7 separate regions of the Mus musculus genome follow, and all the other regions are linked to region 1. The links are chromatin loops, found by intact Hi-C in ENCODE. Cell type or tissue: heart. All regions are shown on one strand.

Evidence for each region. A loop is a pair of places that touch in the nucleus more often than their neighbours do. Peaks named below come from ENCODE experiments on the same cell type or tissue, not always from the same donor. Only the 100,000 strongest peaks of a DNase experiment are listed, where the experiment ranks them.
Region 2: it touches region 1 in a loop (6-fold over the local background); 14 of 42 quality-filtered maps call a loop at or near these places.
Region 3: it touches region 1 in a loop (4-fold over the local background); 7 of 42 quality-filtered maps call a loop at or near these places.
Region 4: it touches region 1 in a loop (5-fold over the local background); 16 of 42 quality-filtered maps call a loop at or near these places.
Region 5: it touches region 1 in a loop (2.4-fold over the local background); 7 of 42 quality-filtered maps call a loop at or near these places.
Region 6: it touches region 1 in a loop (3-fold over the local background); 8 of 42 quality-filtered maps call a loop at or near these places.
Region 7: it touches region 1 in a loop (2.6-fold over the local background); 4 of 42 quality-filtered maps call a loop at or near these places.

Annotation. Positions count from the first base shown.
Region 1 is chr8:118,285,919-118,289,918 of GRCm38, forward strand. All of the region lies in intron 1 of Cdh13 (cadherin 13), which reads left to right. The region is part of intron 2 of Gm51555 (a long non-coding RNA gene); the gene reads right to left. Among named protein-coding and RNA genes, the nearest start is that of Cdh13, 4.3 kb to the left of the region's middle. In heart, CTCF peaks have their summits at 1,746 (motif pointing right), 2,827 and 3,802; DNase peaks (open chromatin) are centred at 723 and 2,500; H3K4me3 peaks cover 1,145 bases; H3K27ac peaks cover 2,619 bases.
Region 2 is chr8:118,434,352-118,438,351 of GRCm38, forward strand. All of the region lies in intron 1 of Cdh13 (cadherin 13), which reads left to right. Among named protein-coding and RNA genes, the nearest start is that of Gm24035, 9.8 kb to the left of the region's middle. In heart, no CTCF peak of the experiment used is centred here; a DNase peak (open chromatin) is centred at 3,740.
Region 3 is chr8:118,375,480-118,379,479 of GRCm38, forward strand. All of the region lies in intron 1 of Cdh13 (cadherin 13), which reads left to right. Among named protein-coding and RNA genes, the nearest start is that of Gm51555, 44 kb to the left of the region's middle. In heart, no CTCF peak of the experiment used is centred here; DNase peaks (open chromatin) are centred at 1,502 and 3,712; H3K27ac peaks cover 1,696 bases.
Region 4 is chr8:118,849,048-118,853,047 of GRCm38, forward strand. It overlaps Cdh13 (cadherin 13), which reads left to right. Exons shown (of 14, transcript NM_019707.5): 5 at 2,672-2,824. Among named protein-coding and RNA genes, the nearest start is that of Gm31893, 210 kb to the right of the region's middle. In heart, no CTCF peak of the experiment used is centred here; a DNase peak (open chromatin) is centred at 1,564.
Region 5 is chr8:118,507,257-118,511,256 of GRCm38, forward strand. All of the region lies in intron 2 of Cdh13 (cadherin 13), which reads left to right. Among named protein-coding and RNA genes, the nearest start is that of Gm24035, 83 kb to the left of the region's middle. In heart, no CTCF peak of the experiment used is centred here; a DNase peak (open chromatin) is centred at 2,345.
Region 6 is chr8:118,697,464-118,701,463 of GRCm38, forward strand. The region is part of intron 3 of Cdh13 (cadherin 13); the gene reads left to right. Among named protein-coding and RNA genes, the nearest start is that of Gm24035, 270 kb to the left of the region's middle. In heart, a CTCF peak has its summit at 2,425; no DNase peak of the experiment used is centred here.
Region 7 is chr8:118,348,427-118,352,426 of GRCm38, forward strand. All of the region lies in intron 1 of Cdh13 (cadherin 13), which reads left to right. Among named protein-coding and RNA genes, the nearest start is that of Gm51555, 17 kb to the left of the region's middle. In heart, no CTCF peak of the experiment used is centred here; a DNase peak (open chromatin) is centred at 1,945; H3K27ac peaks cover 923 bases.

The DNA of each region.
Region 1 (4,000 bases):
AGGGGCCTAGGGGCTTCCTATGGGGCACCTCTGCAGAGCAACAGGGGTGTCTTCTTCTCCCGCAGGGCCGGCTGGCAAAGGTGGCTTTAAAAGCCCACTCAGTTGCTTCTGAACTGTAAATAAATGGCCAGCCCTGGGGGGTTTTAGCTCTCACTTTGATTGTCTTGCATAATCAGAGCGCTCATCTGCATGAAGATAGTGACTGCTGTTCTCTGGGCTGAAGCACCTGGAGGGGAAATAGTCTCCACCCCATGCAAGGTGCAGCGGAGTTCACCAACAACAGGCTTAAACGCAGGGGGTTGGAGGCTTGGGTCTTTGTGCCTCCAAGAAAAATGAACATATGTGTGTGTGTGGTGGTGGTGGTGGGGTGTCTCAGTGCCTTTGAGTCAACAAGCCCAACCCAAACTTTCCTGAGGCAGAAAGGAAACAGAGGAATGACAAAAACAATGTGAAAAAGTGAATTACTCACTGCCCTGCAGAGCTAGGGCAAGCCTGTGTGTGTTTTTCCATGCAGTCAAACATAAAGCAGGCACTGGGCCCAGCTTGGAAGCTATCAGTCTCTGGCTGCTCATTGGCAGACTTGCCACCTTCCACATTTGCATGCATTGGGGGTGAGGTGGGCTGGGGGGGGGGGGCGCGGTTCTAAACAATAAGGACTAGAAGACCTTTTTTCTCACCCCCACCCCGGGTGTTCTGGGAAAACCTGTCCCGGAAGCAGCAGCTGGAATTTGGCCACTGACCCAAAGGAGCAGAAGTGTGAGTTAGAAATTCCACTGTGGTAGGGATTGCCCACTCCTGGGAGGCAGCACTTCCACCCAGCCCAGCTTCGCACAATGCATGAGCAATCCCCCAAGAATTAACTTCTAGGGAGTGGCTCAGGTCTTGAGACTGTCCCTCCATGTGTTCCCGAGAAGTATTCCCTGGGATTCTGTGGCTCTGGCTTGAAGTGGGAAAGTTCTCCCCGAGAGAGAGTGAGAGTCTGGCATTTCAGGACTTTAAGTGAGTCTCCACAACTTCTCATGTGGCCGCCACTCTGCCCATTCTATTTTAAGAGCCTGGTTCATGTGCAAAGCCTTTCCGATGAGGGCAGGGACTCAGAGCCTGAGAGGGCACCTCCAGCCTGTGGCTCCTGCTTAAGGCAGCCTGCACTGTTCAAAAGTTCTAGGGGACCAAGGATTTAAAGTGGTAAAAGTTCACATGTCTAAACACTCTTATAAATATTTTTAGCAAACCCCAAAATAGTTTTAATACACCGCCAGGCTGAGTAAGTGACCTGGATTTATGTAACTCCAGCATGTTACTGGAAGCCTCAAAGGTCTTCTTAGCAGATCTTCCTCTTCTACCTCCTCTCTTCTAGAAGAGAAGATCCTCTGTGTGTTAAAGTAAAATCACCCATCCTCCCCCACCCTCCAAGAAAATTATACCCAGCCATGGTACTATCTTCAGGAACTAGGACTTGGCTATGACAATCAGCTATGACAATCACTTGGTCACCTGAAGTTAACTCTCTGGATGAAGGGAGCGCTCATGTCTTCAAAACCTTATCTTTCCTTGCTGTCTAGAAGTACAGCTACCCTAGGAGCCCAGGTAACTCCTGTTTTGTGGAAGCCAAAGCTGCCCTTTCCATCCCTCCCTGGCTGACAGGCACATTATCCTAACAGCCAAAAATCGGTCAGCGGTTGCGTGTGTGCGCACACATGCCCATCTTTGTGTGGTTTGATCTTGTTTTGTACCTGGTGAAATTTTTCTCCAGAAGGGGGCTCCATCCACAGCCTTACAAAATCCCGAGCCTGCAGTTCTCGGTCTGGAGAATTCCTGTGAAGCAAAGCGGGTCCTTCAGAAGGAAAGTCTCTTTCTTCGAGATTTTCTGCTACAGGCTGTCCTGGATGGGAGGTTCTGTCATTCCCCATTGAGCTGTTCATCCTTCTCTCTTCCCTTCTTCTCGTTGCTGTGGTCCCTGTTCTATCTTCACTCCTCCATCCTTCCTTCCCTAGAAAGGCGAAGGCAGGAGTGATTTTCAAAGGGCTTTGCAGACAACGCAGTCTGGACTATAATGAAGTTTGGACATGTCCTGGCCTTTTGATTTTGGTTGGATCTGGCTTTGTTCTTCAGGCAGCAGAAGCAGAAACCATTCCGTCTGGGAAAGAAGATAATTTTTCCCCCCAAGACACACCATCCAGAAGAGTGAATCCCCCAGTCTCAGCTTGTGCCCCAGCACCTCCTGAAAAGGAGAGGGAAATATTCGTCTGTCATCCAATCACAATGACCAGTCTGGTAGAATCAAGTCAAGTAGCCAGAGGCTTGGGCCCTCCTTCCATTTAGCTGTCAGCAAGGTGTCCAGACGCCTTGGAGAATCTGGCCTCCTGAGGGATGCTGCCAACACAATTCTCCAGGGCTCGTCTCCTCTGCCACCACAGATGTGGGATGGTGGCTGTATCCTCGGGTTAAAAGTGAGAGTCCTCCTTCTCTCTTGGGTTAAGACTGGCATCTGAGACATCTCCCCACCTAGGCAGAGCCCAGAGGGGGAGGTGGATTGGGTGATTAGCAGACTGGAGCTCCTGCCATCTGCTTGCTGGGATGTGTCCCAACGCTTCTGCTCTGGCTTCTGGACAGGGCTTGCAGACTGGCAGCCCCTGGTCTGCTTGAACCAATGGGTGGGGGTGGGGGGGAGAGGACAACTGGTGCCCATTTTTTTTTTTAAATTCATGACATCAATATCTTTGAAAGATGCTTCAGGTTCCCTGCATTTCTTGAAAACTCGGCGGCCCTTGCTATTTATTTAAGCTCTCTTTCTAAGTGGTGCTGGTTGGCAGGAGCTGAGCCACTACTGCCCCTTCAGGACAGAACCTACTTTGCATTTGGTCAGAAAACTCCCCAGCCCCTCCCCGAAGCACAGCACCCACTGTAGGAATTCCACGCCCTTGAACCCATCACTGAATGACTCTGTTCTCATAAACTGAGGCTCAATCCAATCAACATGGATAACTTCTTAGTGATATGTTACTTTAAAAGGAAGTTGCATGGGCATGGGGTATTGGCCCTGTGGGTAAGAGTGTTTGTTGTACAAACATCAGGACTTGGGTTTAAAAATCCCCCCAAAACCAATGTGTCTGAAACCCCGGCGCCATGACAGACGGAGACAGAAGGATCACTAGGGCTTGGTGGCCACCAGTCCACCTTCAGATTCAGTGAGAAAACCTGCCTCAAGGGAACACGACAGGGAGTGGTGGAGCAGTCGTGTAGACTCTGAACAAGTGCACACAAGTGTATGCACTCCCTGACCCCACATGTGCACACACACCACACATTCACATAGTAATAGTGGCACACAGTAATGAAGGTGATGAAAGGGAGGAGCAGGTGGCTTTTGGATCCCTATGATGAAATACACAGATGTGGCTGTGGGTGCACCAAGGCTGCCCCTCCTCCCCCAGAAAATTATTATCAGAGCTCTTGGGGATTAACAGTACCCAGACTGGAGGCTCCACTCACAGTAATGACATGTAGACCTGCAGCGTCCCTGCAGCGCTGAGTCACTGTGAAGCCTGGTATGTTAGAGATATGATATGTGACCTGTGATATGTTACACCCTCCACATCCCCATGTTTCAGGAGCGGGGGTGTGGGGGGGGGCGCAGGAACGGGTAGCTGAGAAATCACATTCTCAATTGCAAATACGAAGCAGAGAACAAACTGGAAGTGAGGCAAGGCTATGAACCCAAAGCCTGCCCCCTCCCCTCCCCCCCTCCCAGTGATAGACTTCTTCAGCAAGGGTACATCAGCTCCCCAGATGGCGCCACTGAGTGGGATCCAAGTGTTCAACACCTGAGCCAATGGAGAGTATTTCTCATTCAAACCTCCACACTGCTGGTGATGGTTCGCATCTGTCTTGAACATTTGGTTCTCACTGTGGTCCTGAATGCAGTACCAGTGCTGTAGATGTTCTCTGGCTCCACAAACATTACAGTAACCTGTGTGTCTCGTCCCATTGTATTGAGCAG
Region 2 (4,000 bases), 150 kb after region 1:
TTAAACTGGACATCACATAGTGAGCCGTGCTTGGGAAAAGTCTCTACTTCATAAAGCCACTGTAAGGAGGCTACCTCAGACATCCAGGACAGAGATGGTGTGGTGGGGACTGACTGAGGGGCTGGCAAGTAACAATGGGAAAGTAGGAAGATGAGTGACTATCTTATTGAGGCGAGGCCAAAATGGCACCCAGGGATGCAGACTTGCAGCTGACTCATGGAGAGGGGAGGGGAGGGGAGGGAAGAGCAGGGGTTGGGGAGAGAACACGCTTGGACAGCACAGGCTCTTCTGTTTCCTCTGTGGGCCTGGTCCCTTCTTGACTTCAAGCCTGTTTAATAAAAACTGGCTCTTTAAGAAAGACAAAGGTTCCATGGAAGTCAGCTCCCCTTTCAGCCCGCACTGCCATGAACCCTCATCACTATGCACGAGGCAGCTGTACACCTGATGTCCACAGCAGGCAGTTCTAGCAGTGGGGGGAGGCACAAGATAAATCACTCATAGCAAATTACTAATTAATCACACTCTTCACTTCAATGACATATACCATCTTGCTTAAGATGTGTCTGCTTATAATCTTGCATTCTATTCTACCAATTCAAAAGCCAGGAAAACCTGCCATAGATTCCCAATGGAGGGCAAATCTTCCTTCTTTTCCTTTGAGAGCTAAGAACTCAAGGGCTATTATTCTAGTAGCTGGAGAGAAATGACGGAAAGAGGGGGTGATGTTGTGTTTAATCAAGTCTCTCTGTGTAGCCCAGGCTATCCTTAAATCAAGCCCCTGACTACAATTGCAAGTGTGCAGTAGTACCCCATCCAGCTGTTGGTCTGTTGGTATTGTCTTTTAATCTCAAAAAACATTGTAGGCAGCTTACAATATGTAGAACAAGGCATTCCTCATGGAGAAGATACAAAAATCACTTTTGAGAATGCCTTTGCCTGGGCATGCTCGTAACACCTCTTTGCGTCTCCAAATCAGGATGCCATCATCTTAAGGGGCGGTAGACAAGAGTCATAAAACACTCAGCTGCCCAATCTGTCACTGGTTAGTAAATCAGCAGGGCAGAGCCCACGTGAGGAGTCACGATTTCTAGTGGTCCCTGATGATGCTTATTTAGAATGAATAGGTCTATAAGATAAAATACAAATGCTTATTTAAAAAAAGAGTGCCTTTGTCTCACATGACAAAATGGGCCCCATCGTCTGGCTGCCAAGGCTGTGCTGTGTTTCGGCTGATCTCTGTCTGGGCAAGTTGAATGCCCGTGTAGAGTCCTTCCAGAAACAGAGTCTGTGCTTTTTACAATGAGTGGGTTCTGCTTCTTCATTTTGTCTGCGTATACAGGCAGACGTGTCCAATCTATTGGCACATATCGCGGCGTCAAAACAAAATAAAATGAAACTCGGAATGGATGAAGCGGCAGAACAGTATATGTTCTGGAGTCTGAACGCACATCCCATTTACCACATTACATTATTTGAAAGAAGTTACCACTGCAGAGGGCCAATGACAACGACAATAACAATATAACAACAACAAAAATAGAAGTGTTCCGAGCACTTGTGTACAAATGATTCTGCTTTACTGGTCTCTAATCACATAAATCTACAAAGACCAGTGTATAGCTGATTTATTTGCTTCTTAGTGTATGGTAGGCATAAATGTTCATCAACTCAATCCCCACACTTAGCCTAAGAAATGGGAGTACGGTTGCCCTGATTGGATAAAGAAGAGCAAGGCAGGCCAGGAATCTTGCAGGGCTTCCACAGGGTCACACAGCCAATAGTGGAAAATAGGGCCTAATCCCATGTTCGTTCACAGGAAGTCACATGTTGATGAAAGGCATCTGTTGTTTCAATTGAGATTCATTTTCTTACAGAAATCTGATAATCAGTGAAACTGCCTGTGGATTTCTAAGAACATTTCTTCTTCTTCCTTCTCCTCCTCCTCCTCCTCCTCCTCCTCCTCCTCCTCCTCCTCCCCCTCCTCCTCCTCCCTCCTCCTCTCTCCTCCTCCTCTCTCCTCCTCCCTCCTCCTCTCTCCTCCTCCTCCCTCCTCCTCTCTCTTCCTCCTCCCTCCTCCTCTCTCCTCCTCCTCCCTCCTCCTCCTCTTCCTCCTCTTCCTCTTCTTCTTAGAAAGTTAGGGATGAAAGGTTGAGCCTGTGGAAGATATAGCAAGGGCTGGAGGGAATAGTATGTGGTTTTTAATCTTAAAGCCACCCATGGATATCTCAGGATTACCCAAACACTGAAACCGGAAGTTCCAGGGAGCTTCCATGCAATCCCATGCCAGGCCTAGGACCCAGTGAGTAGGATCAAGGTGGTCCCTAAATAGTGCCCCTTTATTCATGTGACCTGTAGGATTCAAAATCATCCTTGAGAAGCCCTCCCCCCCATTTAAATGATACATCAGGATACTTCAGGACAAAACGAACCAGTAAAAACCAGCTTGGGAACGTGGAGGAGCCTGTGCCTGAGAAACCCATGGGAAACTTGAAGGAAGTAAAGCAAGTGTCTGAGAAAGCTCAGCTCCCATCCAGATCAGCAGTGTTCCTACATGTGTCTCCTGGGACTTGCTCTGAGCCATGGAGTCATGGCTCATCCCAGAGCCCACACACTCACTACTGCCACAGCAGCAGCCTGAACCACAGAGTCCAGAGCCACACAAGGCTTCTAGATACTTCCTGGATGTGACTCATAGTGACTTACACAGTAGCCTCGACTTCCCCATCAGGAACCAGGATCTCCGTACAGAGCATCATCTTCCAGCTTCCGTCTGAGAACTTCTGTCTGCATATTCACTACCCCTCTCCCGTCTTAAGGTCTAGCTTAGGGAATCAGGACTGAATGAGCTCTTTGTGTTATTAAGCAGTGGCACACTTACATTTCTGACATCTCTAATCTCAGAGCTCAAGGAATAGCAGGGAGAATTTGCATGAAATTACCCCCCATTCTATCTATAGGTCTGGCTGCCAGTGTTCGCAAATTTGGCACAAGCTCGCACATCTCACAGCTAATGTCTTCCTCTCCTACCGGGCTCTTCCGAATGGGGTGCATTAAAGTGCCTTGTGACAAAAAGCCGGACGGATCCTGGGATGTGAAGCCCAGGTGATGTTATTTGCATCCAATTAAAGAAGTGGGAATCGGTGGCATAATTCACATGCGAGACTCTAAATGCCTTTTGGCTCATTAAGCCTTTGGATCGACTTTTGTAGGCGGATGCTGGAGAGAACACAGACGAGGTTTGGGCGCGCAGGTAGAGGGCGAGCTTCCAGGTCGAGTCCCCACCGGGCTGCTCTTCAATTGTACATTTCCTTTTTGGGCTCTCCTCTGGGTTCCAAAGGAATTTTCTTTCACAGTATTGCTCGTTTCTGGTTATTCCGAGAGCCAAGGAGCTGAGTTAGACTCAAAGCCAATGTCACTGCTCCTGCCCAGTCCTCAGTTTGGCTTCCTCTAGTTTCTCTCTCAGAATCGTACCCCCCACCAGACCCTCAAGGTACCCTGAGGGCTTTGGAGGCAGCTGGTGGTCATTGCATTTCTGTGTAGTTGGATTGCTCAGAGAAATTAGACATATCACAAAACTCTAAGTGTTCCTCGGCTTAATTACACAAAGAGCTAATTCTGTCTGAGTCCCTGAGCTGGGACTTAATGACAGCAATCGCAAGCCCCTCCAGGAGGGTGTTAGCCAGATCAGGAGGGAGCTCCTTTGGGCTGTTATTTGCTAGCACACAGCTTGCCAGAAATCCCTGGGTCATCTCAAGGAGGCTCAAGTGCATCTGGCTCAGATTCCGTGTGTCAGGGAAAGGACATGTCATCTCTCAGGTCAGTGTTCTTCCAACTTTTAATGAGGGAGGAGAGCAAGGGAGATTTTCAAAGAGCATTCTGGAGTATGGATAAGGTGGTTCAATGGGTAGGGCCACCTATTTTTATTAATACCAGAGTTGTCTTGTTTGGTTGTTGTTGTTGTTGTTGGTAGTGGTGGTGGGTTTTTGTCATGAAGGAAACA
Region 3 (4,000 bases), 90 kb after region 1:
TGTTCTTACAGACAACCTGAGTTCAGTTCCCAGGCCCCACATCAGATAGCTCCCAAGCACCTATAATCCCAGCCACAGGGGATCTGGCACTCTCCTCTGTCCGCAATGGACACCAAACGCACATACACGCACATGCACACATACACACACACATACACACACACACACACACACACACACACACACATACACACACAAATACATACACACATACATACACAAATATACACACATACACACACATACACACACATACATACACATACACACACATACATACACATACACACACATACACACACATATATACATACATACACACACATACACACACACACACACACAACTCTTTAATAAAAAGAGTGGCTCACTGATCTGGGAGCTGTGTTTCTTCACCAGCTATGATCTTAGATCGGCAACAAGTGTAAGAAGTTGGCAAAAAAAATAACAATGTCATCCTGTAAAAGTCAACTGGCTATGTCCAGAGTTTTCAGCGGGGACTATTAGATATTTCACTGTTATGGTATTTGTCTTAGAGATTGGAAATGTGGATTATACATTTTGTATGTGTCTAGCAGTGAGCCTGGTACTTTTTGTCAAGTGTCAGTTTTTTAAAGTATTTTACTAGATTCACACACACACACACATATATATGTGTGTGTGTGTGTGTGTGTGTGTGTGTGTGTGTGTGTGTATGTGTGTAATATTCTGAAATGAATACTTACACCACTGCCCTCAGGTTTTCAGCCTTTCCTTGGAATGAGCACTGTTCATTCTTGCTCCTCCCACAACCTTTTCAACTTACAGCTTCAATGTTATTTCCTTACAGAGCGCCTCCCTTGACTTCCCAAGACCATGCCAGTCCCCTCTACAACACATTTTTTTGCAATATTTGCCTTAATTATAGTTAAAGGATGAATTATGTGCTGGCTTTTTATCAGAAGAATGCAAGTATCAGGAGGGACAGTCCACGTTCCCTATCACCGTGTCCCCTGAACCTCATACAGTTTCTTCAAAGTAGTCCTCACTCGATTGATTTGCAGCTGGGTTAAACTGTGATGCTGATTTTTTTTTTTTAGAAGACGTCTATATTTTAAAGTTCTAGCCTCAGTTTGATCCAGCAAAAGTTAAATTCATCAGGCCAAGCAATCAGCGTCTTCTACCGTACCACTGTGTACTTGAAATCCAGTTTTGAGGCTCCTGTAGCTGCCGAAATCAATGCCCACTTTTTTTTTCCAGGTATGGTAATTATTTTTCATATTGGTATTGACTGCCTCTTTAAAGATCAGCCAGGATGAATCTATTTCTCAAGCTGCTGTAAATGATGTCAGACAGGAAGAAGAGTGGAGGAGAAAGAGGTCTGTTGGCGAGAGATTTATCCCTCTCACCCCAGCTGGAGAAACTATGGCCAGCTTGCTAGCTACCCATGCCAGGTGAATGCCCGGGCTAGGAATGTTCTAATCTACATGCTGGCCAACATTCTCGTCTCTCAATGTTGGTTGCCATGCTGACAAGCAGTCTGCAGTTTTAGATCTGCTGGGGACTTGTTTACTCACTCAGATAGAGTATCAGAGGCAGGGAGCTGACTCAAGTCAGCAATGTGTTTGCCAGGCCTGCCAGAGGACCTGAGTTTGGGGGTGTGAGCAGGGTAGCTCTAAATGGAAAACAAAGTGTTAGTAGAGGAGAAAGTTATATACTAACATCTGAAGGGCGGACACTCCTGATTTAGGCAAGTGTGGCCAAATTATCCATGAACTATGGATATGGATGATGTATGGATCATAGATTGTATCACAAACAGGGCTCGCCATTAGCTCATCTCAGTCCATTTTGTTTGTTACACAGCACGTGTGGCTGCCTTGTGTTAAAATGAAAAAATGCTGGGAGCTAGAGAGACACAGACACACATACACACACACACACACACACACACAGAGAGAGAGAGAGAGAGAGAGAGAGAGAGAGAGAGAGGGAGAGAGAGAGAGAGAGAGAGAGAGAGAGAGAGAGAGAGAGAGAGAGAGAGAGAGAGAGAGAGAGAGAGAGAGAACACTGCAGTTAAAAGCACTGGCTGCTCTTACAGAAGTCCTGGGTTTGATTCTTAGCCTACGCATGATGGTTTACCTCCATCCAGTTCCAGGGGATCTGGTGCCTTCTTCTGACCTCTGTGGGCTCCAAGAAGACATGTTGTGCATATACCTTTATGCTGGCAAAACATACACATAAATAAATTAGATTTTTATTTAAAAAAAAAAGCCAGTCAATCTGTTGTGACAGATATTTGGTGCCCCCTCTGCCCTGCCAAAGCCTGAAGTATTTTTTGAGAGCTTTCTGGGCGGAAGGAAGAACCAATGAGATAGAGTCACGATGAAAAGTGTCCTGTGTTGAAGAAGTGCAGCACATGGCCAGAGCAGAGTAAGCCAGCGACTTGGGGGTGGTGGTGGTGGTGGTGAAAGTTGGAGGCTGGGCAGGAGGGCAGCCTGGAGGCCTTAGAAGAGAGAAAAGAGATGTGGTGTTCCAGAGGAGGCCAGAGTTCTAATCTCAAACTGGCTCACAGGAACCTAGAGATTGCTGTGGACTGTGGCAGCCACTCTGAGTGGGGACATAGGGTTCAGAGGCGATCAGGAGCTTTGAATAGTGGGGACAGAGCAGGATGGACAGAGGGAGAAGTTCATCTAGGACATAGCCAATTAATTGGCTACCTTCACTGCTTCTTGGGTCCTGAGACAAGTTCTGATATGATCTGAGGTGGGCAGGCCTTCCCACTCCAGTGTAACCAGCCATTGCATGGGTGTCTTTCAGTGTTAATACTTATGGTGGAAAAGGAACACTGCCCAGGTGGCCCCCAAAGGGATAGTCATGAAGATCTGCCCATGTCTGTGCTCTCAGCAGCCGGATTCCTGGACCCTTCACTCAAGTGTGGTCTTGAGGGTATATTCAATTGCCCATTGCATAGTGTATCCATTACATAGAGGGTAAAGGCAGCTGAAGCAAGCCTCATCAGGGGGTACCCCCACAAGCTCAGAGGAGGCTGTTTCAGACCAGTAAGTGGTATAAAGTAGTCTATTCCCCAGTCTATATGCATGTGTGCATGCATGCACACACATACATGTGTATACATGTTCATGTGAGTATATAATTATGTGATGCATGTGTATACATAGCTGTGTGGAAATCGGGGGTCTGTCTTCGGTGTCCACTTTATTTTCTGAGTACCTCGGACTTGCCAAATGAACTAGACTGGCAGACCAGTGAGTCCCACTGTGCCTCTTCAGTATCCGGTCGTATACCACCATGCTTGGCTTTCTTCTGTGGGTGCTTGGGGTGAGCCTCTAGCCCCCAGGCTTGCCCAGCAAGCACTTCGCCAGCTAATCTCTCTCCCAGGCCCCTGAATTTTAAGACCTTTCAAATATTATCGATGACCTAGGAGTGCTCCAGAGAGGCACTTTGCAAAGGAAGCAGGCAGAAACAGAAAATTCCCAGGGATTCGATCTCTGTAACAAAATCGAATCCAACACCTGTGATCTGCAGACAGCTCTCATCTTTTTCCACGCCGGGCAGATGAACTGTGGTATTATCACAAATACTCCAGCCACAGATGCTTTAGCGACAGAGATAGGCCCTGTCACAGGAGACAGGGCATGTAAGTCCTTGTCATACAGCGGCTCTGTCCCAACAGTGACTGTGCTATTCATAGACTGGTCAGGGGGACAAGTGCCTTGCTAAACTTGGCGTGCAACAGTGTGGTCATTTACGAGTTTTGATGCCATTGAGTCTTGCTGTGGGGCTGGATTTTGTCACAGCTACCAGAGTGGTCAAATCAAGACATTGTTCTTTATGATTTATCTCCAGTCTGACCGGGTTGTGTGTAATGGGGAAAGAGAGCGTGTAGATTTTAGGACTTAAACTGCCTCCAGGTGTGGTTTGACTCAGTGCCTGTGAGTGTCTATGAGCCCTGTGGGGTAAAATTGAAGGTGTAGATGGACTCCAACGTCATTACCCA
Region 4 (4,000 bases), 560 kb after region 1:
TAGCCCTCTTTTTTATTAATTTTTAAAATTGATTCTTTGTGAATTTCCCATCATGCACCATTCTCCTCCCTTCATATCTACCCTCTGCCCTTGGAACCTCCCCACTAAAGGAAAACTAAAAATATATTAAAATTTAATATACTTATATTTATATATTTGTTTTTATTATTTTTATTTGCATTTAATATATTTAATAATAAATCTTATGTAAATATAATACATAAATGTTATATATTAAATATTTTATTTAATATTTCATATATATATGGTTGTTTTAAATATATATCCGTGGAGGTTGTGGTATGTCACACAGTAGACCCTTTGCCCAAACAGCTTCTACTTGCAAATGTTAATTGCGTGAATCATTGACCTGGTTTTGAGGCCTGTGGCTTCTGCTACACTATCAATACTGGATCCTCACCGTGATTCCCCTAGGATATTCTGCTGTTGCCCGATATCATGGAGATCCTGCAGCTTTGGATCTGCAGGACTGGTCCCTTCACATGTACCAGCAATTCATAGATGGGATGGTTGTTGGGGTAGGCCAGCTCAAAGCCCTAGATCTGTGATGGGGTAGAGGCTGGGTTTGCTCAGCTTGCCAGCTCTCCTGGACCCGTACCACCAGGGCCAGCTCTCCTGGACCTGTGCCACCAGAGCCAGTTCTCCTGGACCCGTGCCACCAGGACCAGCTCTCCTGGACCTGTGCCACCAGGGCCAGCTCTCCAGCATTGCCCAGGCAATGAGCAGGGCCAGCTATTTCTCCCTTACAACCTCCAGGCCTGCTCACCCGAGCCCCTAAGCCTCCTTTTAAAGTTATATTTTGTGATAGGGTCTTACCAAGGTGCTCAAGCTGGCTCTAAATCACTCTGGAACATTCAAGCTTTGAACTGGCTCAGACCCTGTGTGGCTATGAGTATAGACCCGGCCACCACGCCCAGCTATACTGTCTCTTTAAATCCTCAGCCTCCCTCCCCACTCCCTACCCCCCAGAACTAAATAGTGATTGTCCCCACTTTGCACCTGATGAAATTGGGAGCAGAGGCAAAACCCTGTGTTTGAAGATAGGATTGTAACGTGTTTGCATGAAGACAGGCATGTGTTTGCTCAACTGGACAATATGGTGGACCCTGGCCTCAACCAGAAGGCCAAGAAGCCATGGGGTCTTTGACCTTCTGAGGCCTCTAAGCAGGGGATGGGGGCTCAGGAAAGGACCTGAGATGAGTTAACTCCAGTGAAATCACAATTAAAATGTCTTTTTATCAAAAAGTATCATACATCTTGTTATTGATCCTATTTTCCATTAATCTTAAAAATTCAAACAGAGATAATTGGTGTTTAATTAAAGCCTTAAGTATATTTCATTAGAGAACATTTTTTTAAATCATAAAAATGAAAACGCAAGAAAACCTTCCTGTCTTGTGGAATTGTTTTGATGTACCTCAACCAGTCCTCCCACATCACCCACCAAGATGCTCCCACCAAGATGCTCATCCTAGCTTAGACACCACTGCCACCTGGTGCCTGCATGCAGAATTGCAGGCTTGGTTCTTGCAGGGCCCCTGGAGGGTGCTGATTTACATAGACACCTGCTCATGGTTGAAGTAGTTACAGCTGCCTGCACATCCGCAGCCTTCTATCTGTGCCTCCCGCGTTCATGGCCTTTAAGCTGCGTTTGTTATAACCAGATTAACAATGGTAACTCTGATAGATAGCACATGAGATACGGGTGAATATGATACAGCTTGTGCAAGCATCAGTCCCCCTCTTTAACTGAGCAGTTCCACACGCCAAATTTTGACCTCCATATTTTAACCCTTACCTTCCCGAAACTCTCCTCTGCTCAGAGTGTGCTCAAGACTCCCCATTTCTGGAATTTTCTAGGTGTTCCCCCACCTGTCTGCGGCTTCTGACTTGACTGTCCCTTGTGCTCACAAGAACCTCCCTCTACCTCTAGTTTCTGAACTTAGCCTTCGGATATCAGACCAAGGTCAATGGTCACAAAGAGCAGTGTTGCACAGTGGTGTCAGGAGATACGGACAACGTGGTTTAGAATCTCACTTTCATCTGTTTAAGAGCAGGGACCACAGCCACCTTGCAGACCACTGTGGTTCCATCCATTATATAAACAAACTCAGGATGATTAAAAAAAAAAAAGTCCCATTCCAAGCACCATTTAAAAGTATAAAGAGGTTCATGAGAGTCGCTCAGCAGAGCCTGGCACCCAGGGGAGCCATGAGGCGTGTGGTCACTAGCACTAGCAACAAAGTATAAACCTTGCTCAGTGCCTGCCCAGTGTGTGGCAGATAAACAACTCCTACACTTACCCTTGCTTGCAGAGAAAACCAAATCTCCTTCCTCCATTAGAAACAATGCAAGTTTCCTCATCACCCGCCCGCCTTGCTCCATTACCCAGGGCTTCCACTATTGCTAAGCTTCCTCAGCTGTAAGTTGTAACCATTTGCATGAACCAAGCTAAGCGATGATGATGCTATTTTGGGCAAGGTTGCTTTTGGCTAATCTTGGTTGATCAGGCAGCTTTGCGCTGGCACCTGACACTAGTGGTTTGGTCCCCAAGGGATGTGTGTGTGTGTGTGTATGTGTGGGGTGTCTATGGCGGGCTCTCTCCATGCCTTTCAGACCGTCTTAAATGTCACTCTGTCTCTCTGAACAGGTAGTCGATAGCGACAGACCCGAAGGGTCCAAGTTCCGGCTCACCGGGAAGGGAGTGGATCAAGACCCTAAAGGAACTTTCAGAATCAATGAGAACACAGGCAGTGTCTCCGTGACACGGACCCTGGACAGAGAAACGATCGCTACTTATCAAGTGAGTCCTGGGTGCCTGCTCACCCTGCGCATAGAGATATGGATTTCAGAGTGATTTCTTCCCACCGAGCCAATTATTTCTGTGCCTCATCAAACCCGAGAAAGTGTGGCTCCAGGTGCTTCTGGGAGAACAAAAGTGGAGCCTAACAGTGAGGGGCCCCCTAGCTCATCAGCAGAGCCACCGGGCCTGTGTCACTCTTTGGGTTCCAGAGACCAATGAGACAGATACCAGAGGCACCTCGGAGGAGGTCAAAACCCTGAGGCCAAGCCTGGCTTTCAGAGGCCTGTGTTCCGAGTCACCGTGATAAGTACAAACCCTCAGACAAGATAATCCTGCTTTTAGACATTTATCCTGATGAAATCTGGAAGAGTTAGTGCAGTTTTGTACAATGTGGGCCTTGGCCCTGAGGGTGGAGCATTGCTAAATAGTGAACTGCAGGAGGGGTGCTGGCATCAGGGTGTCAAGGAAGGCAGCTTCCTGCAGCATTTAAGATGCAGCAGACTGGAGTGGGAACTCAGTGGTCGAGAGCACTTGGTGCTCTTCCAAGGACTGACTTTGGTTGCCAAAACCCATATTGAGCAGCTCACACCCACCCATAAGTCCAACTCAAGGGGAGTCAGTGCCCTCTCTTGACCTCCACAGGCACTGTCTGCACACACACACACACACACACACACACACACACAGAGAGAGAGAGAGAGAGAGAGAGAGAGAGAGAGAAAGAACACAAATCTATAAAATAACTATGAAGAAATCTTGTGTGGAAACAGAGTAGTTACATGGGAATATTCAAGACAAGATACAAGAGACAGAAGACAAACACATATGGTGTCCTTGTTCTGAAGTGTTTGCATGCATTAGGACAGGTGTGCCTTCAGAGCCATGGTAAAAGAAAAAAAAATCAAGGAAATGTATAAAATTAAATACCCAGATGTGATTGAAAAAGTAAATACAGAAAAAGCCATGGATGCTGGGAATGCGAGTCTCCTTGGGAACTGCGGTATTCATGCCATCGCTATGGTTGCTCGTCGCAGGTACACAAACCACAAACCCTCTGTGAATGCACTCTGTGCCGGGGACTTGTTTTAAGCATGTAATTTGTTTCCTGTAATTCGATTCTGGGAACAGCTGATAAGTAAATTATATTACCGCCTTATTTCCTAATGAGGAAAAAGC
Region 5 (4,000 bases), 220 kb after region 1:
CTGTCTGTCTGTCTTTGTCTCTGTCTCTGTCTCTTGCATTCTATTTTGTTTGTACCAAGTGATTACCCCCCAATGGCATCGATGTTAACATGTTGGGAAATGCAAAGCTACCCTCAATATGGAAATTAATAGAGCTGCTATGCAAAGCAGGCCCATAAATGTGATTGCTTCTATAATCTTCATGACACCAAACAGCTTTCAATTCAGCACCAAGAAGCTGGGAACAATCATAGTTTAGGGGGTCTTTTTAATTTAAACTGCAGCATACTGTACATTCCAATATCAGAGGGGCGTGTGTGCATGCTCTGTCTTAATCCCCCAAGTAATTAACTTGGTTATGGCCCTTGAGCCTGTGTAAGCTGCTAAATGCTAAATGAGACTAGGCTTGCTACCTATGACAACACACACAGGGAAATCCAGCCTTACGGGAATCAGTCACAACTTAAAATTTGATGTTTGTGTGTGAGATGTTGGGTCAGCAAAATCTGATTAGCCTTTGAGGTGAGACTGCTTGTCCACATCTGTCACTAAGGCAGAACACAAGGAGCAGGGTCAGTTAGGTACTTGTAACTTCCTCTCAAGGAAACAACGAATAGAGTTTGTTCTGAGTATAGTCTGTGGTTGAGGTTAACTGTGTCTAGGTGGGCAAGAAAGTCTGTAGACACTGGAGAATGCCTGTTTTAAACTGTTTAAGAAAATCGGAGTCTCCAAGAGAGACCACGGCCGGTTTATTTCACCCAAAGAGGGATGTCAAAGCTGAGAATATTAAATGGAAATACCCTTTTAATATTTTACCAATGTTTCCCCAATCACTTCTACTCTCTCTTCTTACTCTTTATAAGTTCTTTTCTGTACAATTTCAAAGTTTTATTTTTAATTAATTGTGCCTGTTTGTCCGTATGGAGCTATGCACACCTGAGTGCAGGTGCCCTCTCAGGACAGAAAAGGGTATCACATCCATTGGAGCAGCAATTCTTGACCTTCCTAAGGCTGTGACCTTCACTACAGTTCCTCATGGGTGGTGACTCCCACCATAAAGTTATTTTTGTTACTACTTCATAATTTTAACTTTGCTACTGGGTTGTTGTTGTTGTTGTTTTGTTTGTTTGTTTTGTTTTGGAGACAGGGTTTCTCTGTATAGCCCTGGCTGTCCTGGAACTCACTCTATAGACCACGCTGGCCTCAAACTCAGAAATCTGCCTGCCTCTGCCTCCCAAGTGCTGGGATTAAAGGCATGCGCCACCACCACCCAGCCTAACTTTGCTACTGTTATGAACCATAATGTTCTTTTTCTTTTGAGGTTCTTAGGCAATTTCGGTGAAAGGGTCGTTTGACTCCTGAAGGGGTGGCAACCCACAGGTTGAGAACCACTACAAAGGGAAGCTACAGGCATTTGTGAGCTACAGGCATTTGTGGTATGGGTGCTTGGAAACAAACTTGAGTCTTGGGGAAACATCATGTTCTCTTAACCCCCAAACCTTCTCTCTGTGCCTTGTATGCATCTCAGAAGATTCAACACAAACCCCTTTTGTCTCTGAAAAAGTGTGAAGAGCCAATGGTGAGAGGTGAGAGGTGTGTGTGCTGGCAGAAACTAATTCCTGGATCATAAATGGAAAGTAAAAGTTGATCAGAGCCAGAAAGTTAGGGGAAAAAAAAAAAAACAACTTTGGATCCATGAATTTACATTTTAAAGATAAATGAAAGTGTTTGCTGTGCAGAAATATGTTGTGGATGGCCTTGGTGCTGTTGTATTTTGATGTTAATTCTGCTTCTCCAGGAAGGGTTGTCTGGAAGGAGAAATGAGTCACAGACTCATGTGACTCCTTGTGAACCTCCCCCTAATAAATAAAGAAATCAATCACTGGGCAACTAGGTGGGACTTCCAGGTTGGAAGGAGGATAAGGGGAAGCAGGAGAGAGTTCGGGGTTTTTTGGATGGGGATAGTGTAAGGACAAGATGTAGCTGCTGGTGTCTCCCAGTTTCAATGGTGGGCCCACCAGGATTTGCCACCAGAAGATTTAGATTTTATATGGCTTACAAGATTAGGATTCTAGTTGTTGTGTCCAGCAATTGAGTTACCATTCTTTCTGAACTAAGTCGGTGTGGCATTTTCCTTCATGTGGTGTTTCGACTGGGTTCAAGAGAGAAAGGTATGGCGGCTAAGCATGGTTTTACGAGATGTGCACCACAAAGGCCATGGGGGATTTGAAGCATGGGGCTGGTGTGGTAGTGACTGGCCAGTGGGAACTTAGTGCCCTGGGTGGAGAGATTTTGGAGCTCTGAGTCAGAGACTCTCCATGAGATAAGAACAGGCTGGCCATTGCCACCAGTGCAGCGCACCAGTGCAGAGAGTAGCTGGGTGTAGCGTGGGAAACTTGCCATTCCTTTTTATTATTTCCCGCAACAGAAATAGAAGCTGACGCTGTATGGGTGCCAGAGGTTATGAAAGAGTAGGTGAGTGATAGGGTCCTGGGCCTGCCTGTTTATGATATGTACAGTTTATATGTTTACTGTATTTGTAATAGTTAGGAAATCTGGTTATAGGACCAGCATGATTACTCAGGGGGTGGAGCATCACTGCCAAGCCTAAGGGCCTGGGGTCCATCCCTGAGATCCATGTAGGGGAAGGAAAGATCTGCCTCCTCTGGCTTTCACAGGTGCCATGGTGTACACACACACACACACACACACACACACACACACATACACACAGAGAGAGAGACAGAGACAGACAGAGACAGAGAGAGAGAGAGAGACAGAGAGAGACAGAGACAGAGACAGAGAGAGACAGAGACAGAGAGACAGAAAGGATATTTTTTTAAAAACAATTTTAAAAAGTTTGGTTATAAGTCCTTGTGAGTTTTTACATTCCAAAGGCAGAGTACAGCACAATCCATTCATCGATCGCATGCCGTAGGATTTTATGAAGTTGTCTGGAAGTGTTGTCCCTTTACTCGGTGGGGAAGCTCATCTGCTTGTCCCCTGGGCTTGTGTTCAACCCCTTTCTCTCGGCTGTCTCGGGTTCTGGGAGCGTTTATTCCTGCTTTCTTGGTTCTGACAGCACCGTTTCCTTTTATCCCTTTTTTAATCTTCTTCCTCACTTCCCAGTGAATTGCCTTTTTCCACTTTAACTGTTACTAATGGTCACCCTGCTCCTTTTATTTCCCTAATATTTTATTCACTGTTCACTCCAATACAAGCTCCCTTCAGTTGTTCGGAAGCCTTTTATTTCCTTCACATCCAAATAACTCTTTTTATTCTACTCTCCTTACTGCTAACTAGACCTGCTTTCTTCTTTAAAGGGCCATTTTCCAACAAGCTGCTGGGATCAAAACACGGCACCGCACTCTCTCTTGTCATGTACCCAGCAGAGCTCCTTCTCCGAGTCTTTTTGAGTGCCATGCAAAGCCCCCAACTCATCATGATTCGGCCAAAACATTTTTTGCTTTCATCTCAGACTTGAAAGAGGGGCTATTCCCAGCATCCAATGAGAAGTACAAGGAAAGGGGAAATACAGTTAGGAAGCAGCTCACCTGGGTGGCTGCCTGCATACCTCACCAGGATGGGAACACCAAGTTACCAAGTGTAACATCCTGCCTTGTTCACAAGCAGCTTAGACAGACCTTCTGGATATCCCAGGGATCTATGGTCATTGAGTTCCCTAGGGGAAACCATGTTTGTGATTCCCCCAACCTCTGCCCAGCATCCAGAATGGACATGCTATTGGTCACCCAACCACTACAAGTACTGTATTCTTCAGATTTCCATCTTCATTGCTTATATCTCCTAATGCATACACACACAAACCAAACACAAAAATGAACAAGGAGTGATTCCCACACCAAAGCATACCTATAATACAATGTGTAGTCACACTGCATCCCCGGCAGAAAAGGCTATGCTAAGGCTGAGGCACTGAGCAACCCCGTGACCTCACACAGTGAATTTTTATTTCTAACTCTATCTCATAGATACAGGTCAGGGTGCTTATCTAGGTGAC
Region 6 (4,000 bases), 410 kb after region 1:
ATGAATATATTTTCAATGTAAACTAAAGGGGGACTAAAGGGTAACAATTTAAAGAAATTTGCTTGTGACATATTAATCAAAGGTAAGTTGGTATCCAGGCTATTCTGAGAGGAAATGAACTTCCAGGGAGAAATACTGCTTCAGAGAGAGAGAGAGACCACTGTAACAGAGCCAGGCAGCAGGCAGAGAGGGTGATCCTCAACTATGTTGCATCTATCAGTACATATCAAAACCAACAGAAAAGGTAGCGCTAATGGCAGAAATGGAAAAACCCAGGGTCACATCTGGAAATTCAGTTGTTTTGTTTGTTGCTTTTTTTCTTTCTTTCTTTTCTTTTTCTTTTTCTTTTTCTTTTTCTTTTTTTTTTTGTTTTTTTTTTGTTTGTTTGTTTGTTTTTTTGTTTTTTGAGACAGGGCACTGTATCCCAGACTGAACCTACCGGATCACTTTGGGTAGCTTCAGACTCATGGATAATTCTCCTGCCTCATCCTCCCTGGTGCTAAGACTATACATGCATAAGAGCTAAGAGCCCACCCCACTTATAGTTGCAGCTTTTAGCATCTTTCTGTGGGCTGATATAAAAAGCCACATAAATATGAGCAGAGGCCATGTAGAGTTCAGTGGCACATCCCAGTGCATGTGGTCCACTGAGATGCTACAAGATGTACATCCTCTTCAGGTAATCCTGGGATGGTTACAACTATACTGTCCTGATCTTAAAATCTGTCTAAACAGTTGAAAAGAAAAAAAAAGAATCCTGCAGAATATATTTTCTAAGAACTGTGCACATAAGCATATAATCCAGGTGCTAGCAACAGTGGGAGCCAAAGGTGCCTGCATGCATAAGAATCTAAGCAGTACACTTTGAAACATGCCATGGGTAAAAATAAAAATAAGAAATAATGGCAGAAATATTTTGAGCAGAATGTAACAAAAATGTGGCGCCATGCGAGAGGCTTGCCGGGTGAAGCTAAAGCAGGGAAAAGCCAGAGAGTAGCAGACTTAGCTCCAAAAGCAGATGGAGAGAGATAGTGAGAAGGGAAAGGGATAGTGAGAGTCAATCAGGGAGAAAAGAGACCCCAGCCAAACCGCAGCTCGGCTGTCTGAGAGATGCCTAATTCGCAAAGCCCCTGGGAAGGAGGACGGAGAGCAGGCAGTCGGAAATGAATGGGGTGTAAAAGGAAACTTGACTAGTTATAGAAAGTGCAAGGAGCCCCTGTGAGGCTATTCCTGAAAATCAATCTGAAAGTTGAAACTGACAAATCCTCTGAACGGTATAGAAACTCGGTGCACTGAAGAACAAAGAGAGACGTCTGTGTCTCCTGACCTCAAGCGCTTGTGAGCCAAGACCAAGCCAAAGCCAGGTGACTGCATGGAACATTCTCCCGAACTTTCAGAGCCACAACACCAGCTCTCACGCTTTCAGAAAGGAGTCTTTCGGCTCCCTTCCCAAAGCCAGTGTCACCTTGTCACAGTGGGGCTGACCTGAGCACATGTCGAAAAGCAATGCCATGCAAAAGAACCTCCAGGAAGATGAGTTAGACCAGTGAGCACGCAAGCCTGCGTTCCTCAAACGGCAGCAACCGAAAAAGAGGAACGGCAGGTTGCAGAGTGGGAAAGCCTAGGTCATGCACGTACCTGCCTGGGACCTTTGCCCACAGCAACAAACGACGCCTTTATGATTGAGGAAATGGCAGTCAACCAGTTTAAAAGTGGGGAGGGGACTTTAACAGCCCCTGTACAGAAAAGCACCTTGAAATGACTTCTGAGTGTTAAGACCTCCGACATTATTAATCCACAAGGAGATATATAGGAGGGAGACCAGAAGATAACACACACACACACACACACACACACACACACACACACACACACACACCAAAAGGACATCTGGAGAATGACGATACCTTGTGTCAGCTGTCACACTGCAAGGCTGAGTATCCTATGACTTAGCAACATAATCAGAGGTAAATCTAAAATAAATGTATGGCCACCTTCCCCAGGGGATACTAGAGTGCTCATAACAGTACTCATAGTAGCTTAAAGTAGCATCAAGAGATGGCTTGGTGATGCAACAAAACCTGTTATCATGCTCAAGAGCCAACACAGACCAGACTGAGGGTGAAAGAAGCCAACGAGAAAGAGGAAGCTTGCCCATGGCCAGTAGCAGGTCTCTGGCAGCCCGCATGGTGGGACCTTAGGGAGGATGATGACTGAGAAGGTCTGAGGGATGTTTCTGGAATGATGAGGATACAATGTATCCGCATTGCCATGGTGATGGCATAGATTTGATCTTAAAACAAGTTAGCAAACTGATGCTTAGAGTTTTCAACTTAATATAAGAGTGACCAGAGCGTGCCTTCATTAAAAATCTTGAGGTGAGTGACAGAAAACAACAGGAGCGCCTCCTTTTGGTGAATGAGCAAACCCAGGGCAGAGCTGAGACTGCAGTCTTCAGTGCTTAGCCTGGCACACAGAGCCTTCAGTGCCCGTCTGACCTCCCTTCCAGCCTGCTCTGCTTAAACCATCCTACGGCTTGCTCGAGCTAATTAGAGATACCCTTCGCACAGGCCACCTCTTGCTCTAGGATGGGCCAGTGAGGACAGATTCGAGGTTTGGTCACAGACACCTATGTGCATCTTATACGATAATGAGGAAGAAGAGCCTTTTTGTGACATTGCAATTGCTGTCTGGACATGTCCATTTGTAGTATGGGTGTGAAATGTCCCCCACAGGCTCATGTGTTGGAGCACTTTGTCCCCAGATGGTGGCGCTGTTTAAGCAGAAGGTAAAACCTTTAGAAGGTGGAGCCTGACTGGAGGAAGGGGCTCACTAAGTGTTAGAGCTTAAGCTTTGGTCTCACCCAAGTCTTTCTGTTTCCCACTGACCACAGTATGAGCAAGCCACTCAATTTCCTACTGCCACAGGGATGTCCTCTGCCATGTTGTCCCTCCCAAGATGGACCGTACCCCCTTCAACCAAAAACTACAATAAACCCTTCTTTCCCAAGTTCTTTCTTGTCAAGTACTTGGTGACAAGAAACATAATTAATATAATAACCCTAGAGTTGGAGACATTAAAACTGGTAGGAGACATGTCTTACAGATATCCCTTTTCTTTCTTTCTTTCTTTCTTTCTTTCTTTCTTTCTTTCTTTTCTTTTCTTTTTAACAAAGAGTGTCTTAAATTGTCATGGCTCACGGGCAATTTTATTTTTAAAAACAAGAAAACTTTCAGATCCATGAATTTTTTTTCTTAAAAATTCAAATCAGGCTTGATAATTTTAAGTTTAATGCTTTCTGGATTTTGAGGTAATGGCCAATTATAAAAGGAAATGCCAGAACTTTCTGAGAATTCTTTTTATTTGTTTTTCATCTTTGCTATGGACTATGGAAAAACTTGGGTTTTTCTCTCTTTTTCCTCCCATTAATTTATTTATTCACTTGACATCTAATTGAAGTCCCCTCCTCTCCTCTAGATGCTCCCTCACACAGCTCCCCCTTCTTTTCTCCTTGAGAAGTGTGAGGCCCCCTGGGTTGTTAAGTCACTGTAGGACTAGGCACATCCTCTCCCACTGAGGCCAGACGAGGCTGACCAGTTACGTGAATGGGGATCCACAGACAGGCAACAGAGTCAGGAATGGCCCCTGCTCCAGTTATTGGAGAACCAAGACCAATCTGCACATCTGATATATATGTGTGGGGAGGGCAGGCTGGCTTTTTCTTTATCAATCAGATAAAGGATTATTGTGGATTGGAGAGGAAGCTAGCTTGCTCAGTGGCAGAGTGCTGACCTCAGTCTCATTATGGGCTTGATCTCCAGTACGGTACAAAACAGACAAAACCCAGCAATGTTAAAGCAAAGAGGTTGGGGTACCAGAGCTCAATTCAAGTATGAGTAGTTCCCTCCATACCGCCAGCAAATTCTAGAACGATGTTTATTCTTCTCTGGCCGCTGTATCTCTTCCTCAACACGTGGCTATCTCCTGGTCCATTTATCTT
Region 7 (4,000 bases), 63 kb after region 1:
ACTCCATAGCCTGGTTGCTGAAGGGCAGAGGGAACTGACAACCATTGTTCCACCTTCAAAGAGGTGAAGTGTTTGGATGAACCTGGGTCCAGCCTGGGAGGGTATAGATGCTCACCCATGCCGTTCCTGCCAGCTCTCTGTCTCCCTTGCCCCTGGGGTTGAGCTTCCCTGAGGACTAGTGGAATGAAGAAGAAGCATTCAAACACAGTTGGTGAGGCGACACATTATGCTAATTCTGGCTCAACCTGGGTTGATTGGAGGCTAATTTCAAGAGCATCCAAAGCAAGGCAGACAGCAAAATAGTGCTTCCTCAAGCCCCATCCCAGGTTCCCCTGCCTCAGCATGGCTGCCCTTTCTGTGGGCCTTACAGCAACCCTCACAGTAACCTTTTCTATAAAGACCTTTTTAGACGCCGTGTTTAACGTAAGTCTAACTGGGATCACACTTATCTCTAAACATGACACACCCTTGGACTTAAGTCCACAAGCACAGCCTTCGTCACCGTTCTTCTCCTGGAGTCAGACAATGCACTTGAGCAACTGAGACAAGATATTGAGATGGTCACCTGTCTGTGTCAAATGTCACTCAGCTGTCAGGAGGAGACCATCTAATCTGAGGTGGTTCATATAGCCTCACAAGAGTGATGCTAGCAGGAGCCTCAGGAGTCCTGTGAAAAGAGATTTATTTAAAATGACTCCACCCGTTAGCTGACCCCACATGCCTATGCTTCCAGGGAGTTTTGTTGATCTACTCTCAAGCTAAGACTGGCTTGTGGAACAGTTGGCTTACTGTAGAAATTTGTCTCAGGGCAGTCTTTCCTAGGCTGACGTGCAGAGTAGCTTATGCACATTAGTTATGGCTTGTTATGGGTAGTAACAAACGGGCGTGGCATTATGAGTTCAAAGGGAAATACAACTGAATAAACTGGGAGCAGTGAGGTTAAAAAAGAGGAGATAAATTGTGTACTGAAGAAATAGTGCACAGGTGTGTGTGTATGTGTGTATGTGTATGTGTATGTGTGTGTGTGTGTATGTGTGTGGGTGTGTGTATGTGCATGTGTGTGTGTGTGTGTGTGTGTATGTGTATGTGTGTGTGTGTGTATGTACATGTGCGTGTGTGTGTGTGTGTGTATGTGTGTGCATGCGTGTGTTCACACACGTGTGCTTCTGTGGAGGCCGGTCAGCTTCTGATATTGTTCTATCCACTTGGTTCTTTGGAGCCAGGATCTTTCATTGGCCTGGAATTTACCAAATAGGTGTGGCAGGCTGGGCAGTGAGCCCCAGGGATCTACCTGTTTCTGCCTCCTCGGTACCAAGACGGTAAGATTGACATTACAGCTGAATTTTCATCGGGTGGGTTCTGGGGATCAAACTCAGGTCTTTGTGCTTAGCCAGCAAGCACCTCACCACCCAACCCATCTCCCCAGCCCTCACTGGAGTGTGCCACACTTTCTCAATCATTGGGACCCGGAACTTCTTCCGTGCACAGAGCGAGCCATAAGATAGAACTCTGAAAAACAAGCTGAGAGTCAGGGCCACATGAGGACTGCCCTTCATATGTGATGTCAGAGAATCCTGGCTGCCCTTTCCCTGGGGACTAATGGTCTGGAATGTGGGCCATATCTAATCCTCTCAAAGGCTCAGAGACCGCAAGTCCTGCCCTAGGAGTGGTTCTTCACCTTGTTTTGAGTCTTCTCTTTGTCCTGCAAGATCTCCTGCAGGGCAGCTGCTGACAGCATTTAATTGCCTTCAGTTATGACGTCCCAATGTCCAAGCCCCGCTGCCTCCCAACCCCACAAATAGTGACCATCCATATCGATTCAATTTGTAACGCTATTCTAGTGTTCAAGACGTCCATATAAGGCTGTGTACAAGCAAATGCTGCCCCTCCCTAGTCCCGGGCATCTCCATCCTGTAGCTTCGTGGGCAGCCTCAGCCCTGTGTGGCCCAGCAGAGACTCATTGTCTCTGAGTCATTGCCTCTTCCTGTTTGTTTTCCCCTCTCCTCCCAGCTAATGGCATTACCAGCCCCATTCAACCTCCAAAGTTAGAAAATCTGAGTACTTTTTTATTTCTTCCTTTTCCTTGATAACCTGTGAGCTGATAAATCCTCCTGACCCTATGTCTGAAGTACATGGCAACCACATCTCTCTTTCACTCGTGTGAACATTGCCCTAGTTCAAAGGTCTTTCTGTTGTTCTTGTTGTGGAGGTGGTGGTGATGGTGGTGGTGGTGGTGGTGTGTGTGGAGGTGGGGGCAGATAGAAGACAATCACAGGATGCTATCTACTATTTGTTGCTTGTTTTTGTTTTTGTTTTGAGACGGTCTCTCTCACTGACTTCACTGCCTGAGTCTCAGTTCAGGTAGACTGGTTGACCAGCAAGCCCTGGCAATGTGCCCATATCTACCTCCCTAGCACTAATGTTATAAGCACCATTCCACTATACCCAGCTGTCTTAAGGGGGTTCTGTGTATTACTCACAGAATCTTAGACTTGCACAACAAGCCCTTAACTGAGTCCCCTCAGGGCCTGGCTCCTCTTTGTTGTAGATGAACTATATAGTCTCTTTGCTCTGATTTCTTTCCTCATCTTATAACTCCTGCTATGGCTTAAAAACTCTCATTTAGGGGAGAGCATGCTGGATGTGTCCTCTTTGATTGCATCCTTGGCTAAGACCTTTAGTATTTGTGATATATTTCTTTTCCCATATATATTTACTGAGTATATTTATTTTTCTTTGTTATTTTATTAAGACTTATTTATTTGTTAGGTATACAATTTTCTGCCTACATGTATGCCTGTGCATCAGGAGAGGACACCAGATCTCATTGCAGATGGTCATGAGTCACCATATGGTTGCTGGGGATTGATCTCAAGACCCCTGGAAAAACTACCAGTGTTCTTACCCTCCTCTTTAGCTTAGTATATGTCTAAGACCATCTCTTAGACCAAGTATATGCCTAAGAGTTCCTTCTTCATGGATCTTGCCAGTGTTTCACATGCATCATGGTTTAATCATGTAGTAGCATTTTAGTCTCATGCTTGTTTCTGTGACAAAATACAGCTCAGGGTGAGAAAGGGCATCCTTACTCAACTTATAATTCCAGGTCATATTGTGGAGAAGCCACAGTGTCAAGAACTCAGGAAAGTTAGAGACACTTTATCATCAAAGAGAAATAAATGTATGCTAGCCTGCCTGCTTGCTTGCTTGCTTGCTTTTTCCTTTCTTATAGAGTTTATGACCCTGCGACTAGGGAATAGTACTGCCCACACTGGGCTAGGTGTTCTCACGTCAATTAACTTAATACAATCCCTCACAGTCATGCCCACAGGCCAACTCAATGTGAATAATCTGTCATGGAAACTCTCTTCCCATATGGTTATGAATGGTGTCTGACCCATGATTAAAATTTAACCATCACAAAAACAAGTACAGAAAGAGAGGTGGATAACTCAGAATTGCCCTTGAGTTGCCCTGGTAAGGGAGTGTCGTTGTGAGTCCACTCTTGGTGAACCTGGAGTCTTACTGGCTCTGTTCTGAATGAGTGTGCGGTAACGATGTGGTGTCTGCCTTCTGTACTCCCCAGTAGGGAGGGAGTTCTTGCTTCCCAGCATGCTTAAGGTATCAAAATTCGAAGGAACTGGGTTAGCTATTTGCTCACTTTTATGTCTGACTAATTTCTATGAATGAGAGGATGTTCAGATTGCACAACCGTATTCAAATGCCCTTTTCTCAAGTCAGACAAATTGGGTTGTCAGCCCTACCTGGCAGGGGGAGTACAGTTTCCAAGCACATTAGAGCTTTGTAGAGAACAAGGAAACGGCTGATAAAAGAGCAAACGATGCCCATTTGGCCCGTTAAGAGTCCTGTCTCCAGTCTTACTTTCCTTCCCCTTGGGCCTTCTGTCTCTGAAGCTCAGAACCTGGTTCTCTGTCCTCTTCTGATAACTCACCCACCTCCACACACAATCCCCATGTCGCTGGTCTCCCTCCTCCGTGGC